Linked DNA regions of Homo sapiens: region 2 is linked to region 1. A link is a contact called in ENCODE Hi-C or POLR2A ChIA-PET data. All regions are on one chromosome and are shown on one strand. The core of a region is the stretch at or near the end of the contact, and the rest is flanking DNA. Distances in the headings are between cores, read along the strand shown. Region 1 has its middle 28 kb from the start of MIR4433A. Region 2 overlaps LOC124907779 (a long non-coding RNA gene).

What was found. Hi-C counts contacts between places; a loop is a spot of excess contacts on that map. ChIA-PET counts read pairs that join two places held with the same protein, here RNA polymerase II (POLR2A).
Region 2: a map of heart right ventricle shows a loop between it and region 1 (5-fold over the local background). The contact joins two enhancer-like sites. A Hi-C loop is called at or near these places in 1 of 168 maps with a recorded cell type or tissue (heart right ventricle). POLR2A ChIA-PET finds 5 or more read pairs at or near these places in 1 of 52 experiments (H1).

What each region holds. Positions count from the first base shown.
Region 1 is chr2:64,310,285-64,315,077 of GRCh38, reverse strand. No RefSeq gene overlaps it. Among named protein-coding and RNA genes, the nearest start is that of MIR4433A, 28 kb to the left of the region's middle. Within about 2 kb of position 2,642, at least 16 of the 41 ENCODE cell types and tissues checked have a DNase peak (open chromatin) inside an H3K27ac peak, as active enhancers do.
Region 2 is chr2:65,196,755-65,201,547 of GRCh38, reverse strand. All of the region lies in intron 1 of LOC124907779 (a long non-coding RNA gene), which reads left to right. Among named protein-coding and RNA genes, the nearest start is that of ACTR2, 29 kb to the left of the region's middle. Within about 2 kb of position 2,572, at least 2 of the 41 ENCODE cell types and tissues checked have a DNase peak (open chromatin) inside an H3K27ac peak, as active enhancers do.

The sequences.
Region 1 (4,793 bases), core at 1,393-3,892:
TCTCTAGTCAAACTAAGATATAGACTGAAGCTTGGGACCCATTGGAAAAGGATCATTTGGGAATAAAAATCTTCACATTTATTGAGTGCCTTCTATGTGCCTGCGTGCTGCTAGACACTCTACACTAGTATAGTCTTCACAATCCAATGATATAACTTTATTTACATAATAAGGAAACTGAGGCTAAAGAGGTTGACAATGTGGCCTAAAGTCACACAGTGAGTACGTGGTATGGTTGGGTTTTGAACTCAGACTGACTGGCATTGGAGTCCACATACTTAGCTACTACCATATTCTACCTCTTTGCTCTGGGGGCGTTGTACTTAGGCACTGGGTGCACACAACCCTTCAGAACCATCCAGGGTCTTCCCATGAGCATGAAACTGCACAGAGGACTATATCCTCAAATGGCGAAGAGCCTGGGGTGAAGCTACACAGCTATTAATGTGCAACCTAGAAGTTTTTGCTTTTATTAGTTACATACACCTCTTTATCAACTTAGTTACTAGTCACATCCTAACAACTGTAAAAGCAGAACATTTCCAAAACATTTCTCTTATTTGATATTCCTAGTAGCCTGAGTTCCAGGCAAACAAGATTTTATTGTAATCTGAACAATAAATAAATGGTTATTTTCAAGCCCAACTTTAACTTTACTGAATATGTAGCATACTTATTATTCATTGCCTGCCAAAGCCACATTTTCACTAAATCTTGCAATTAGTGGAAAAACTATATTTTAAATACACATGTATAGTAGGTGTATTGAGTATAAGCCTTAATGAAATTCATTTTAAAACAGTGGAGTATCTGCTTGAAGACTGTATGAAGTACATTTTCCCGTGTCTTTTCTTAGGTTAATAAATATCTAGGGACCAGTTTAACTGCCGGCTTCAAGTAACCTACCAAGTAAAATAATATACCTAATGATTCTAGAAGAAGACATTTTCTTCCATTTTGAGGCAGTGTCTCTTATCTTGAAATTATGAATTTGAGGTTTATCTGATAGTGACTTTGCATGACCAAAAATGCTTTGGAGATTATGACATTAATTTTTAAGGAGGAGGAGGTCCAGGACTGTTGTTTTGTTGTGTAAAAATCTGTATTTTAAACATGTAATTCATTTTCAGTTCTACATTTTGTGTATATTGAGTCCATATTGCCGCCTTGGTAGAAAGCACAAAAGAGGGTTTTTAAATTTTCTGTTATATTAGTTATAAATGTTATAAAGGAGATAGAATTGAACAGCTTGTAACTGTACTGAATTTGATTTTCATTTCATAAGATTTATAGAGTGATGTGAGAGTTTAAACTTGTCCTAAAAAGGCTCTTAAATGAAAAACATGTCAGCTGTATTGAAAAAGGGCCTCAAAGAGCTTCTCCCTGCAGGAGTCAGAACTTATTATGGCATCATCAGCTAGTTTCAGTGCTGCTGGTGAAATGTGATTTCTCAGATAAAACAGCATCCCAAGAAATGACATTTACAAAACTTGGTTCTAGCCAGTTTGGAGCAAGAATTCACACATTCACACTGCTGTCCTCACTGCTGGCGGAGACCAAATTGAGAACATTTTTAGCAGGAAGAGCTGGCACTTGGCTCTGAACCCCATGGCTAGCGCCTGTGGAGAAACAGATAAGGAGTTGTACGGTTTGCTCCTAATAACCATGTTCCCTTGACATTGTAAATTTTTGCACAAAATTACCCAGAAGGCATAACAAAATACTCTTTGCTACAGTAAACCACTCCCGTGCATGGAAAGTATATAGTGAGCACTGGAGAGATCCGGGCTTCCTTTTCCAAAGTTTTTGGAACAGACTCCAGGTTTCTTTCCACCCAGGGGAAAAGCTGCTACAACACTTAAGGGCGGGGGGGGAGGGGAGGTGGGAATGATTAAAATTTGTTTTAAATGTGAATCATGACAAACCTATGAATTAGAAACTTAGAGAAAAACTTATTTGAGCAAGGATAGTCGCCAAAAAGCTCAGAGCAAAATTGAAAAAAAAAAAAAAAAGTCCTGATGCTCCAAGACTTCAGACTTGTATGCATCTGGTGCTGTTGAGAGACGCCCTACACTGAACTGTCTCCCCCCGGGGCCAGACGGCGCCTCAAACATTCCCCCACAGCCTCCTTTTAGATGAGGGCACAACTCCGTGAAGCTCCAGGTAGGATCGAATGTTATCTGGAAGAGGAGATACGTTAGTCCCAAACTGCTGATTGTCAAACTATCAGAGTCCTTAAGGAATTGGTCTAAGGGTAGGTAAGTTTGGAACGTAGGAGCTGAGTGGAGAAGGGAAAGGGGATCAAGAAATGGGTTTCGAGCATGAGACAGGGCAGAGCTGGGCATGAAAGGGGCCCTTGGAAACCAAGGGAGATTGGGTGCCTAAATTTTGGGAATAGGAGATGGGATAGAAGCACCTACATTAGTTCTCATTGACTATGACCCAGGTATGCAGAGTTTTTTTAAGCCAATTTTTCATAAGCTGTTATGCAACATTTGTCTTCATCTGTCAGGGAGCCTGCAAACCCAGTTGCACCACACAGTGGCGTGATTGTTTTCCTCCCGTCTACGAAGCTCTGGTTTCAGTGGCTCTGCCAATCACAGCTGTTTCTGGATTGTTCACAGGGACCGGGCACGGGAGCAGCGTGGGCGGCTGAATTCCATAGAAGCAGAGACCTCATTGTGACCATCAGCCCCAACTTGCTTTCATGGGGTTTTCACCAGAGCTTCCCACAACAGCTAAATAAGGGGTAGCATTTCTCCCTCGGGCCCCTGTCTGATGCCTCCTGTCCTCTAAGAGGGGTAGAAAGTGAGAGGAAAAAGCTTAGCAAGTCTGAATTATCCTCAGTCCAGACAATCAGCCAAGGGATAACCAGGAACAACTGGGGTTCCCCCGGATATTTGTTGGCCGTCCTCCCCTCGTGCTCTGCTTTGCAGACCTATCACTCAATGGGCCCTGAGTCAGGGGTAATTTACTAGCTATTTTACCAGTCTCACTACTTCACAGCGGGTGGAAGCTTCCAATTGGCTTGCAGCCCTCTAAAGCTTACAAAAAAAAAAGCCTATTTTCTGCCATATTGAGCTTTTAGGCTCTAGGCAGAGCTTTAATAAACTGAGCCCCAAAAGACGTCCCTCACATAGGGGGCTCTAGACAGCAGCCCTGACGCATGGGCCGATCTATTTCTTGCCTAAATTAAAAAAGTCCAAGTCTATTTTTCCCCCTCTTTCTGGGAAGCTGACCTAAACAAGTAAGGATATGCTATAAATGCCTTTCAAGACTCCACTTGCAGGTTCTAATTATAATTAAGATGATAATATTACTTTGAATTTGCGCTTTCTTCCAGAGTGCCCCGAGCGCTCTCAGCTGCGTGACGGCAGGTATTACGCCCTCATGTGTATCCACTTGCAGCTTCTAATTACACCGTCTTTTGATTCTGATTCTGAACTCACCTTCCTTCCCTGAGCCTGGGGCACAAGGGCCGCCTCACTGGGCTAACTTCCCTCGGTGTCTGGCCTGCCCTTCATTCAAGTTATCTGCTGGAGGAGGTTCCCCTGGCGGGGCCCCTGAGAGCTGGGCCTGACCTGCAGGCCTTTGCAGATGCACTGGCTTCCTCAGGCCCCATCCTGCCGGGAGCCTCTCCGCTGTGGCTGTCGTCACCCTCACTCCCCGGACTCCTGGGTGCCAAAGAGTGAGCCTGGTTTCCTGCCCTGTCTCTAGGGAAGGGCCCCTCTCTGAAGGTGCTCCACACCCAAGCCTGCCCTCAGTGGACTCTCTGCCCTCATTGCCCCATCTCCAGGGCAGGGGCAGGCTTGGACTTGCTCATGTCCCGCTATCCCGTGCTGGCAGAACACAGAAGCTTTGTGTGGTCTTCCAGGATCCCCTTGAATGCGCGCTGTGGGAGGAAATTCTGGCAGACTCTGACTTTTCTGGTCCCTCTAAGCTAAAAGAGTCCTACAGTCACTGAAGCCATGAGATGTAATCTCCTTTCAGAAATCAAATGTCCACTCCTGTGGAATAACAAAAACTCAAAACTGGATTTAGAGTCCTCATCTTTCTCCCAACTCAGGCCTACTATGGGCGTGGGGCGGTTGTGACTGACTCTCCTTGCCCTCTCCTCCCTTCAGCTGCTGACTATAGTGCCCCAGGGTTGGAGGAAGAGGAAGGAGAACTAGAGAAAGGTGCAAGAAAGCTCCAGGGTGGGCCTTCTCAGCACTTAACTGCTATTAAAGTTCAACCTTCCTCAGCAACTCCCTCCCCTTCATCATCACTGAGTTCTCTCACCTGTGGGTCGCAGGTGAAAGGTCGATGCATCGCAATCCCAGCAGCTGCCTCTGCTTCCTTGGTTCCTGGAAATCCAGCAACATCTCTGCTTCTCTTGGCTGAGGTTCCTTTACCCCCAGGGCACTCAATGAGCCAGCTTCCAAGTCCCTGCCTTCATCCTTTCCCCATTTCCCCTAGCCCAGTAAAGCCCTCTGTCTGCGCCCCTCCATCTGAAGACCTTCGAGGTTTTCAAGGCTGGTCCAATCCAGTCTGCCCCCAGACTGAAGGTGATACACATTAAGTTCTCCTTAAGCCCCTCTATCGTGAGAGGAATGAGCTGCATCCTCCATTTCTCCCCACTGTGTGCACAGGCACTGGAGCCTTCTCCAAAAATCCTCCCTGGAAACCTTGTCCCTTCACTCCCATTTTCAACTCTATTTTTAATATGGATCTTGGAGAGGGGGTTAAGAATAATGTTTTTTTCCTGACTCTGTGGGTCTCATTTTGGAACATGGTTTGTGTTGTCTTGGTTC
Region 2 (4,793 bases), core at 1,323-3,822, 890 kb before region 1:
TATTGCTGTAGGCTTTCCTTTTAGTACTGCTTTTGCTGTATCCCATAGATTTTGGTATCTTGTGTTTCTATTTTCATTTGTTTTAATAACTTTTTAAATTTCTTTATTAATTTCTTCATTGACTCACTGGTCATTCAGGAGCATATTATTTAATTTCCATGTGTTTGTATAGTTTCCAAAATTCCTCTTGTTATTGATTTCTAGTTTTATTCCATTGTTGTCAGAGAAGATACTTGATATTATTTTCAATTTTTTTAATGCTTTAAGACTTGTTTTGTAGCCTAACATACAGTCTATCCTTGAGAATGATCCATATGCTGAGCAGAAGAATATGTAATCTGTAGCTGTTGGATGAAATGTTCTATGCCTATCTATTGGGTCCATTTGGTTGATAGTGCAGATTATATCCAATATTTTTTGTTGATTTTCTGTCTGGATAATCTGTCCAGTGCTGAAAGTGGAGTGTTGAAGTCTCCAGCTATTAATGTATTGGGGTATATCTTTCTCTTTAGCTCTTGTAATAGTTGCTTTATAAACCTGGGTGCTCCAGTGTTGGGTGCATATATATATATACAATTGTTATATCCTCTTGCTGAACTGACTCCTTTATTATTACATAGTGACCTTCTTTGTCTCTTTTTATAGTTTTTGTCTTGAAATCTACTTTGTATAATACAAGTATAGCTACTCCTACTCTTTTTTGGTTTAACCTTTTCAAGCTCACTAATTTGTTCTACTTGATTTATCCTGCTGTTGAGAGACTCTGATGCATCCTTCATTAGGTCAATTGCATTTTTCAACACCACAATTTCTGCTTGATTCTTTTAAGTTATTTCTATCTTTTGTTTAATTTATCTGATAGGATTCTGAATTCCTTCTCTGTGTTATCTTGTATTTTGTTGAGCTTCCTCAAAACAGCCATTTTGAATTCTCTATCTGAAAGGTCACATATCTCTATCTCTCTGGAATTGGTCACTGGTGCCTTAGTAAGTTCATTTGGTGAGGTCTTGTTTTCCTGGATCATTGTGATGCTTGTGGATATTTGTCAGTGTCTAGGCATTGAAGTTAGGTGTTTATTGTAAGCAGTCTGGGCTTATTTGTACCCACCCTTTTTGGGAAGGCTTTTCAGGTATTCAAAAAGACTTGGATGTTGTGATCTATGTCTTTGGTCACTGTAGCCATGTCTTCTTTAGGGGACACCCAAGCCCAGTAACATTGTGAATCCTGTAGACCTATAGAAGTACCTCCTTGATGATCTAGGTAAGATCCAGGAGAATTCTCTGGATTACGAGGTAGAGACTCTTGCTCCCTTCCCTTTTTTCCCCTAAACAGAGTCTCTCTCTCTCTCTCTGTGCTGAGCTGCCTGGAGCTGGGGGAAGGGTGACATAAGCACCCCTGTGGCCACCACCACTGGGACTGTGCTGGGTTAAACCCGAAGTCAGCACAGTACTGAGTCATTCCCAAGGCCTGCAGTGACCACTGCCTGGCTACTGCCTATGTTCACTCAAGGACCAAAGGCTCTACAATCAGCAGCTGGCAAATCCAGCCAGGCTTGTCCTTTCCTTCAGGGCAGCAAGCTCCCCCCAACCCCAGGTGGGTCCGGAGATGCCATCCAGGAGCCAAAGCCTAGAGTTGGGAACCTGAGGAATCTATCTGGTACTGTATTCTACTGTGGCTGCGTTGGCACCAAAGCCACAAGACAAAGTCCTTCCCATTCTTCTTTTCCCTTTCCTGAAGCAGGGGAGTCTCTCCCTATGGCCAAAACTGCCTCAAACCCACAGTAAATACTGCCTGGCTACCCCTGATGTTCATTCAAGTCCCAAGGCGTCTTCAATAAGCTTTTGATGAATGCTGCCAGGCCCGAGTCTCTCCCATCAGGGCAGTGGGTTCCCCTCTGGCCCAGGGCAGGTCCATAAATGCTGTCCAGGGGCCAACACCTGGAACTGGGGACCCCAAGAGCCCACTTGTTGCTCTACCCCACCATGGCTGAGCTGGTACCCAAGCTGCACGACAAAGTCCCCTTTACTGTTTTCTTTCCTTTCCTCAAGCAGAAGGGGACTCTCCCTGTAGCCACCACAGCTAGGAATGTGTTGGGTCACACCTGAAGCTAGCATGGCTCTGAGTTTCACCCATGGCTCATGACAAGTACTGTCTGGCTACCACTGCTAATTATTCAGGGCCCAAGGACCGTTTAGTCAGCAAGTGATTAATTCTACCAGGGATGGGCCCTTCTCTTCAAGGTAGTGGGTTCCCTTCTGGCCAAGGGTGTGTCTACAAATGTTGTCTAGGAAATAGGGCCTGGAATGGGGACCTCAGGACTCCACCTGGTGCCCTGTCCTGCTATGTCTGAGCTGGTACCCAAGTTGCAAGACAAAGTCCTCTTTACTCTCCCCTCTCCTCAAGCAGAGGGAAGGAGTGTCTCCTGGAGCTGCCAGCTGTGCTCCCTGAGGTTGGGGGAAAGGCGATGCAAGCACATTATTGGCTGCCCCAGCTGGTGTCTCACTATGTCACATGCATCCCAAGTCCACTGGCTCTAAGCCCAGCACAGCACCAAGACTTGCCCAGGAATTGCAGTCCTTGTGGCCTAGATTTCCTTTCAATTATATTTAGAACCCCAGAGCACTTTAGCCGATGGTGGTGGGCCTTGCCAGAACTCAGGTGCTGACTGCTGGGTTGGACTATTTTCCTCTGGCTAGGACTGGCCTAAATGCTTCCTCTATGGGTGGCTGCTAGGTTCTGCCCCATGTAGCTTTCTACTGTGACAGGACAGCACTGAGTTCCAACAAAGTCTCACAATCACTGCAATCTCCCTCCCCCAAGGGCACAGAGTCTCCCTCTGCACTATATGGCTGCTGCTGGGGGATGAGAGATGGGTGTTATAGGTGATTCAAGACTGTCTTTCTTACTTTCTTCGGTATATCTTTTCTTAATGTAATATTAAAGCCAGGTACTGTGATTGCTCACCTGATTTTTGGTTCTTATGATGGTGCTTTTTTGTGTGGATAATTGTTCAATTTGGTGTTCCTGTGAGGGGACAATTGCTGGAGGTGTCTCTTCGGCCATCTTGCTTTATCTCCTCCTAGTCCTCACTCTTATTGTCCAGATTTGGGCCACATGCTCATCATTGGACCAATCTGTAGCCAAGGGGTTGGGAGTTGCTTATTGATTTAGGGAGCATCCCGAGCCTCAAACCACAAGGATTGAGAAGAGAAGAGGGGTGGCTCTCTGAGGGCATTCTGGCATGCTGTTTTCCCAGAAAAATGGTGAATGGATGCTGAGAAGTAAAACCAACAGCTGTCCACTACATACTAATTCTTTATAAACAGTGTTATGCATGTTTATCCTGCAGTAGCCATTACCTTATAATTATTGCTGACTTATTTAGTATTACTTTGAGTAACACTTTTTATCTAGTAACATATGCTATAAAAAACTGTAGTATTTTAAAATGCCTTACTAATACTCAGAAGTTGAGAACCACTGTCCAACGGGTTGGTTTGATATATTTGTTGTTACAGTTGATCTCCCATCTATGTCTTACCATCCCCACCCACACCTTTTAATATTGTCTACAAATGTCTATAACAATATTTAATCTATTTTTCAAGATTATTCAAATTACTGTCAGCTGTTCCATGATCATGTCTGCAAAGTTTTATTACAAGACGTTGCAGTTTATCTTGACATTTGAATTCTGCCATGATAAGCTTCAATTTCATCTTTAAAATATACATTTTACTGGCCGGGCGTGGTGGCCCACGCCTGTAATCCCAGCACTTTGGGAGGCCGAGGTGGGCAGATCATGAGGTCAGGAGATCAAGAACATCCTGGCTAACATGGTGAAACCCCGTCTCTACTAAAAATGGAAAAAATTAGCCAGGCGTGGTGGTGGGCGCCTGTAGTCCCAGGTACTCGGGAGGCTGAGGCAGGAGAATGGCATGAACCCAGGAGGCGGAGCTTGCAGTGAGCTGAGATGGCACCACCGCACTCCAGCCTGGGCGACAGAGCGAGACTCTGTCTCAAAAAATACATATATATGTGTATACATTTTACCAACATCTATTCACTCATTGCTTATAATGTAGCAGCCACAAGACTTGGGGGGCATATGGATGGATCCCCATCTCTGGCTCCAAGAGATGTCTCTGGTTTAATTCAATCAGGGTAATTCCATCTCCCTTGCAACAGTCATGTTTAGGTAATCTAAATATAAACAGGAGTTTTGAGACAGAGTCTCGCTCTTCACTCCCAGCTGGTGTACGGTGGCATAATCATAGCTCACTGCAGCCTCAAACTCCTGGGCTCAAGTGATCCTCCCACCTCAGCCTCCTGAGTAGCTGGAACTACAGGCACATGCCACCATACCCGGCTAATTTTTTGTTTTTTTAATTTTTAGTAGAGGCAGTGTCTCACTATGTAACCCAGGCTGGTCTCAAATTCCTGAGCTCAAACAATCCTCAGCCTCCCAAAAGTGCTGGGATTACAGGAGTGAGCCACTGGCCTGGCCTCATTTTCATTCCTCATCCAGATGGTATTTTGTCCCTACTTTCATTGAATTTACAGTGTAGTTTAGAGATAAGATATAAAAATAAGAAAAATAAAGTAATTTCCCCAGAGCATCCCCTCTGAAGCTTTCTCACCCTCCTTGCCCTGCTCCCTTATGCTACCTTCTCTGCTCCCATGGCAATTTAGGTGGTGATCATGGAAGAAACCTCCAATATCGACAGGAGACTGTAGTTTCAACTCAATTTTAATACCAATACATTTGAGCATGCATTGTTAGTTCTGTCTTT